Regions from separate parts of the Homo sapiens genome. Here region 1 is linked to region 2. The links are chromatin contacts, found by Hi-C or POLR2A ChIA-PET in ENCODE. All regions are on one chromosome and are shown on one strand. The core of a region is the stretch at or near the end of the contact, and the rest is flanking DNA. Distances in the headings are between cores, read along the strand shown. Region 1 holds the start of AKAP8L (A-kinase anchoring protein 8 like). Region 2 holds the start of ZNF791 (zinc finger protein 791).

Region 1 (4,033 bases), core at 81-2,580, 2.8 Mb before region 2:
CAGAAGCCTCATTTGGGTGGGGGGAGTTTTATTAAAACAGTTTATCATGGAGAATTCCAACTATACAAAAGTAGAGCAAACAGTAAAATGGACTCTCATCTATCCATCACCAACCCATGACCAATGTCTTCAGCTGTCAGAGATTTATCTTATAGCTCCTTGCTTCCTCCTCCTCTCTCTACCTGTCTGAATTGTGTGAAGCACATCCTGGCCATAAGATCAGTTAACTTCTTAGTATTTCAGTATGTTTCTCTCAACGTTGTAAATGCCACTATTACACCTAAAGAAATCAACAATATCAAAAAGAAACAGCATACCTTAAAAAAAGTTTTAAAACACACGAAGCGTAGAAGTCGTAATTGCGCAGCTTAATGAGTTTTCACAAACACACGTGTTAAGTACTCTTCGGTGCAGCTCTGTCATCTCTAGAAATTATGAGTTGTCCCTGGCAGGGTTTCCATATGCCCAGGAAACAGACTGAGGACATGACTGGTGCCCGGCTGCACTATTGCAGGATCTCTCGAGCCCAGAGTGAATCAGGAGGGTTTTAGAAGCAAAGCTCCCATTTTAACACGTAACTGTCAAGGACCTTGAGCAAATCATGAGTTCCAAGCTTCAGTTTTAAGTGAGGATTAAAAGCTTTTTGCAGGTTTGAAGGAGCATTCGAATGACACACAATACAAACGGAATTATTACACATATAAGCATATGCCATATAAATATATTATCGTTTTGTTACGATTAATCACATTTATTCAGTGCACTGGCACCAGAATGATTTCTTTACACACACTTTGTCACGTAATGTTGAAACGTGTGTCCAGCATCTTGTTTGGTGCTGTTTTAATTTTCTCTTCTCAACATGGCTTTGCTATGCTTGTTTTGGAGCCGAAGGCCAGAGAATTTGAGAGACTTAGCTAGGTCCCCTACCCAGCACCTCGGTGGCGGAGTTGGCATCCCAGCCCTGCCCTGAGCCGTAGACCCGACTCCCTCTGGCGGGTCTCCAGGGTACGGGCGCTCCTCCAGCCCGACCATGCTTGGGCCTTGGGCCTTTCCGTAGTGCACAGCTCCGCCCCCTCAAATTCTATAGGACTCCGCCTCTCTGCCGGCTTCTGTAGGCCAATCACTGAGGCCTTAGAATAACAGAAGGCGGGGACAAGGCGGGGCTCTCACGAGATTGCCAGCAGCTTCCAGCCACTGATATGAGGAGGCATAGAGATAGACAGCGGTTCCTTCCAATAGACGTGAAGCCGAGGCCGGTATGAGCCAATGCGGTCGGGAGGCGGGGCTCGGGTGTGTGTGGAGGGGACCCTGTGGTTAGCAGCAGCTATCGCAGCGTCGGATGTTCAGAGCAGCAGAAGCCGGCGTCGTCGGATGTTGTGTTGCCCGCCACCATGAGCTACACAGGTGGGCCTGGCAGGGTGGGGTCGGGCTCTGCGTGGGGGATGGGACAGGGACGTGCGGATGCCGCACCAGGCTTGCCCGCACCTCCCCTGGGGCCCCGTCACTGCCTTCCCTGCGGTCACAAAATGGCGCCGCTGGCCCGTCGCCTCAGGGTCGCTGCCCTCACGCCTCGTTGCCTCAGCTCTCTGTGTCTGCAGCCGGCGTCCCGGCTCCCGGCCGCCTGATGTCTTGGCTTCTGTCGCCTGTGTCCGTGGGTCCGGGCCTCAGCGCACGAGGTCTCCGCCCCCACCACCTCCGTCCCTGGCCTGCGCTCCTGGACCTCGACGCCTTAGGTTTCCCTTTCTCAGGCCTTGGTCCTTGCGAGCAGGCAGCAGGCTCGGCTGCCGTCGCCATTGTCGCGTCCTCCCCCGCGCAGTTTCTCTGCAAAAACGCCGCAGCTCTACACCCCCATCCCGATCCCACCCACCACCCCCTTTTGTCTATTTCAGAACTGGGAAAGGCGCCAGGCCCTAGGGGGATAAGTAAATATTGGAAGGGTTTGGGCTGAGCGGGGAGCCTTGGGCCCCTAGGGGCTGAACTGCAAGGAATGACAAGGTTCCATGTTAATTCCCTCTGCGTCTGTCAAATGAACCGTGTCCGGTACAGACTGGGTATTGGGAATACAGACAAGAATTCCTCAAGCAGCTTAGAGGCGAGGATCTTAATAGGCAAATAAGCGAGTGTAGGATATATTTTAGGGTGGTCAGTACCGTGCGGGGGTCGCTCCACTACGTGGAGTGGTTGGAGCCTTCTGTAAAGAGGTGACATTTGAGCAGAGACCTAAATGGAGGGAGCGAATAAAGATATCTGGCCCAGGGAGCTTTTGCTGTAAAAGGCTTACGGGCAGGAACTGCCTGGCTTGTTAGAAGATCAGCCAGGGAGGCCAGTGGGAGGCCAATGGGATTTGAAAGGGAGAGTGGGTGACAGATCCGAGAGCCCCTCTCCGCCCCCCGCAATATGCTTGGGCGACTGTAAATCATCACTGGGTGAATTGCCAAGGCCTCCTGGGTTTGCCTTGGCAGTGACTGATGAGGCTTCTCGGCCAGGAGACTTACACTAGGCCTCCCTGTTTGGTGAGGGTATTATAGGCTTGAGCGTGTGTGGTTGCCAGGTAACCTGCATTCTACTTGGAATTTTGAGAACTGAGAATGCAACGTGAGTCTGTGGGGCTCCTTTGTAGACCACTTTATGTTGGCATAGGCAAGAAGGTAGTGCCAGTCCCCTCTACCCTGGCTGCCAGGTCAGGAGCTTTCCAAGAACCCCAGTTTTTCTAGCAACCATCCCCCAGCCCAGTGGGTTCTCATCCAGGGGTGATTCTGCCCCAGATGACATCTGGCAATGTCTGGAGACATTTTTGGTTGTCACATATGGGAGTGGGAGTGCTGCTGGTATCTAGTGGATGGAGGTTTGGGATGCTGCCCTGCTACGGTATACACAATGACACCTACCGCAAAGAAGTATCTGGCGTCAAACATCAGTAGTGCCCAAGTTGGGCAGCTCTGCCAGAGCCTTTCTGTAGCTTTCCTAGTTCAGGAGGAAAGACTATGGGGTTGTTACTGACATCCCTGGGATTGGAATATAATTCTCACCAAGTCTTACCAAGAACTGGAAGACAGTTTCATGGTTTTTAAAAACAGGACTCTTGAAGAAACCAGAAGATGAATGGTTGGGTGCTGTGGGGTAGCTGAGTAATGGAGCTCTTTTTTTTAATAGATGAGGAAACTGAGATACAAGGTCACTAATGACCAAACCTGAATTCCAGCTCTAGGTCTTGTAGGCTGTAGTTCTGGGTTTGGGTGGGCACTGAGATAGCCAAGCTAAAAAAGTAATGATTAGTTTTTCCTTTATCTTGATAAACTGAAAACCACAGTAATTTACAATGTGAGTCTTCCCCTTATTTAAGAAGTAGGGCACTAAAGTCAAAGGCATTTTAATTCACATTTCAGACAACTAATAGCTTTAAGGGTAAGTCCTAGAGGCCTCGAAGCAAATGTTAGCATTATTAAACATAAAAGGTGACTGATAAATCTTTTTATTAACTCGCCCTGCTTTTGAACCCTGTTACCTTATTTATACGTGGGAAAGGAAGCTGCATCTCTAGCACTGAGAGGGGAAGAGGAGAGCAGTGGTAAACAGCACAGAAATATCCAGAATCAGGCCCTCAAACAAAGGTCTGAAATGCTACTGTACTTGTCATAGAAACATTTATTGTCTCACACAGTTTCTTTATGTTTGGAATGGATAGGTGATTTCACTGGGTGGTTCTAGCTTGGAATATCATGAGGTTACATTTAGGATCTCTATGTGGACTAGAGTCATCTGAAAGCCTGACTGAGGCTGGAGGTCCCACCTCCAAGGTGACTTAAACTCCCATGCCTGGCAGGCTGATGCTGGCCAATAATTCTTGGCCCCATGGATCTCTCCCTAGGGCTGGCTGCTGGAGTATCCTCACAACATGGTGGCTGGTTTTCTCCAGACTGAATGATCCCAGAAAGAGCAAGGCGAAAATCCCAGAAGTCACACTCAGTCATTTTCATAAATCTTATTGGTTGCACTGGCTAGCTCTATTAGTTGGGAGGGATCTACATAA
Region 2 (3,598 bases), core at 111-2,610:
ATCGCTTGAGCCCAGGAGTTCAAGATCAGCCTGAGCAACACAGCCAGACCCCATCTGTTAAAAAAAAAAAAAAGAAAATAATAATGTCAGTTAATTATTTCCATGGCAATAAATAGTTTACAAAAGTATTACTTCTATCTGAATGCTTCTAGATGTTGCAAGTTTAAGTCCTGGAATACCATCTGAAACATCAAACTAAAAGAACAGACCTGAGAAACATATTCCATGTGCTCAGGGAAAGAACAAAGAATTTTTAACAAATGTAATATTGGGATGTTTTTTGTTTTCTGAGATTCATTTCTTTTTTGCCCTTTGGAAATATTTTGTACTGTCTCTCAAGTTCTTCTGATAACATATATTTTATATTTATTGGAAAAATGACATTCGAGTGAATAAATCTTTTCAAGGTCATAAACCCAAGGCGGGACAGTGCCAATCTGAAACTGTGCTGAAAAGATAGATTACCCAGGAAAGTTTACAAAAAGGAACCTCAACGCAAAGGAGTTCCCATAGGATGTCTGTGCCCTGGAAAGGTACCAGGATGAGGGCCACAGCATTTTATGCAGATTAGTTCCAAGTGAATAATTTTTCTGATTTTTCTCTGATGTAAAATATCCACAAACAAGAAATAAATCGTTTAAAAGAGGCATCTATTGGAAAAAAGATTATTAAAATACTGCGTGTGTTTGAAATGCACCACACAGGACAAAGAGTTGGTGACGATGTTTTCCACTGGCGAGCGGAAGTAGGCGTTTGGGAATTCGGGGAGGGATCCGGAAATCTAGGGATTAATGGCCCGCCGTGGGAGGAGCTAGGCTGGGGGGACAGGGTAGTGGATTTGAGACTCTGCTTCCAACATCTTTGGAAGACTCAGGGGGAAACAGCCTTTGGGAAGAAAGAAGGGACTGGGAACCCCAGACTGTAGCTCCTCCCACACAAACCAAACACACAAGGCGGGATTCTCCCCAGGACCCTCCCGTGGTCCCTGCACGATCTGGGAAAGACGCGGGGCTGCGGGCGCGGAGTTGTCCAGAGAGGGCTCCGGGGCTGGGACCGCAGTCGCCGCGCAGGGACGGGACAGGACGCTTGGAGTTCCAGCTGCCAGCCCAGCCCCACACTGCGGCCGGAGGTGACCGTGGGGAGGCCCGGGTCCCGCGATCACGGCCGGTTCCAACTAGTCCGGCCCTGCACACTCACCATTTTCCGGCCTCGCGGGTGTCCCGGTGTTGTCCCTAAGGTTCACGGAGCCAGCGCAGGGTACAGCGCATCCGATGCAGGGGTACAGCAACCTGACGCGTCAAGGGGCCAGGAGACCCCAAGCTAAGCACAACCCGATCGCACAGTGACGTAGCACGCATTTGCGCAGCGTAGCCGTACCCTCCTTTCCGGCGCCGCCCCTGATTGGACAATTATACAGCCCCGCCCCTTTTTGTCCGAATGACAGCTAGGCAGCAGGTCTAGTAGCTAGGCAGATCTCGCTTCCGCCGGTGGGACGGAACTGGTGCCCTCCGTGGACAATTGTGTTGAAGCAGAAATTGTTCCGGATCTCGGGTCGGACACGGAAGTCTTCCTGCAGTGTTTCTGGATGCGGGGACAGGGATGCGCAGGAATTCCAGTCTCAGTTTCCAGATGGAGCGACCCCTCGAGGAGCAAGTCCAGAGCAAGTGGTCGTCTAGTCAAGGCCGCACAGGAACAGGAGGGTCTGATGTCCTCCAGGTACCAGGGGCTTGGCATAATGTTGTAAGGCCTCTCGTGGAATAGTGACCCTTGTTTATAAACAGACGGTTACCCCATCATGTGTAATAAAAAGTGTGGTTGCATTTTAATCTTTGACCATAACAGCGTTGAGGCGTCCACCTTTCTTTTCCCCACCTCCACACATTTGGCACTTTAGAAAAGGAACCCCAAGGCAGGGCTTGGTGGCGCACACCCGTAGTCCCAGCTACTGCGTGGTGGGGGCGGTGGGGGAGGTCGGGGGGTGGGTGGGCTGAGGCGGGTGGATCGCTTGACTCCAGGAGTTTGAGTTCAGTCTGGGCAACATGGCCAGAACCCATCCCAAGAAAAAAAAAAAAAGGAAAGAAAGAAAAAACAATCCGTAGGACACCCGAGCACTTGGCTCGGGTGGTAAATTGCAACCCTAACCTGGGCACAGGGACTCTTCAGACCAATCACGATCTATGAGACGTGCTCAGTAAACTGCGTTTTACTCTGGAAGGAAATGGTTTGTTTTCGTTGTTTTTTTGTTTGTTTGTTTTTAGTTTAAGCATGTTTTTATTGCTTTTCATTTTTATTTTTATTTTTGTAGATTTATGGTTACAAATGCACTTGTGTTACGTGGATATATTTCATAGTGGCGAAGTCTGGCTTTTAGTGCACCCATCACCCAAAGAGTGTATATTGTACCCAATAGGTAATATTTCATCCCTCATCCCCCCTCTCTGTCCAACCTATTGGCATCTCCAGTGTCTATTATTCCATTCTGTATGTCCATGTTTACCCATTGTTTAGCTCCCACTTATATGTAAGAAGATGCAGTTTTTGACTTTCTGTTTTTGCATCATCGCACTTAGGATAATGGCCTCCAGTTCCATCCGTGTTGCTGTAAAGTGGAAGGAAATTTATCTCAAATAAGTTTTCTAAAGTGTCCCTACAGAACTTGGAAAGACCAAGAGCCCAAAACCAGCCTGGGCAACATAGCGAGACCCCATTTCTCAAAAAATTTTTAAAAATTAGCTGGGTATGGTGTTCACCTGTAGTCCTAGCTCCTTCGGAGGCTGAGGCAGAAGGATCTCAAGGCTAAGAGTTTGAGGTTACAGTGAGCCAAGATTGTGCCACTGCATTCCAGCCTGGGAGAGAGAGAGACTGTCTCTAAATTTTTTTTTTAAAGTAGAAACATATTTCATTTTTCCCATTATAGAGGAGACAGTGTAATCTTGAAAACTCCCATGATCCACCCTTCTGGTAGCTCTGTGTGTACAGGTAGATGCAGGGGGAACAATGCTTCCAAGGCTGTCAAAGGTCATGTTTAGTTCTAAATTGCTGAAACTCACAAAATGCATCCTCTTGTTTCTAATTAGATGCAGAACAGTGAACACCATGGACAAAGCATCAAGACTCAAACTGTAAGTGAGATCGCTACCTGTCAGCGTGGCTACCTTCCTTGTTTATAATGACCATTTGGGTCTGTCCTTCTATGACCTCTTTGTGGGGGGGTCTTTCGGGTCTTTGTGAAGGCACTCCCATAGTCAAGGCCAATAACCAGGCTCTCAGGTATGTCCTGTTCATTGCCCTCACCCTGTACTTCCATTGTCCCTTACCTTCATTGGCCATCCCAACACAGCCACCTGCATCCTTTGGAATATCACATTTGGGCTGGGTGCAGTGGCTCATGCCTGTAATCCTGGCACTTTGGGAGACTGAGGTAGGAGGATTGCTTGAGTTCAGGAGTTTGAGACCAGTGTGGGCAATGTAGTGAGACTCTGTCTCTACAAAAAATAAAAAAAATGGCTGGGTGTAGTAGCTCATGCCTGTAATCTCAGCACTTTGGGAGGCAAGGTGGGTGGATCACTTGAGGCCAGGAGTTGGTTTCCAACCTGGC

What was found. A loop is a pair of places that touch in the nucleus more often than their neighbours do. ChIA-PET counts read pairs that join two places held with the same protein, here RNA polymerase II (POLR2A). Pooled maps may share reads with other maps.
Region 1: a loop to region 2 is called in a pooled map, with 3 times the contacts of the local background. The contact joins the promoter of AKAP8L here to the promoter of ZNF791 in region 2. A Hi-C loop is called at or near these places in 1 of 50 pooled maps. POLR2A ChIA-PET finds 5 or more read pairs at or near these places in 3 of 52 experiments (CD4-positive, alpha-beta T cell, Caco-2 and H1).

Annotation. Positions count from the first base shown.
Region 1 is chr19:15,416,285-15,420,317 of GRCh38, reverse strand. AKAP8L (A-kinase anchoring protein 8 like) reads left to right here and starts at 1,330. Exons shown (of 14, transcript NM_014371.4): 1 at 1,330-1,407. The coding sequence starts at 1,395. WIZ (WIZ zinc finger) reads left to right here. Exons shown (of 13, transcript NM_001371589.1): 13 at 1-340.
Region 2 is chr19:12,608,682-12,612,279 of GRCh38, reverse strand. It overlaps ZNF791 (zinc finger protein 791), which reads right to left and starts at 1,360. Exons shown (of 4, transcript NM_153358.3): 1 at 1,198-1,360. The coding sequence starts at 1,200. It overlaps ZNF490 (zinc finger protein 490), which reads left to right and starts at 1,467. Exons shown (of 5, transcript NM_020714.3): 1 at 1,467-1,716; 2 at 3,078-3,122. The coding sequence starts at 1,600. RefSeq lists enhancers at 1,189-1,248, 1,579-1,798 and a silencer at 1,389-1,448.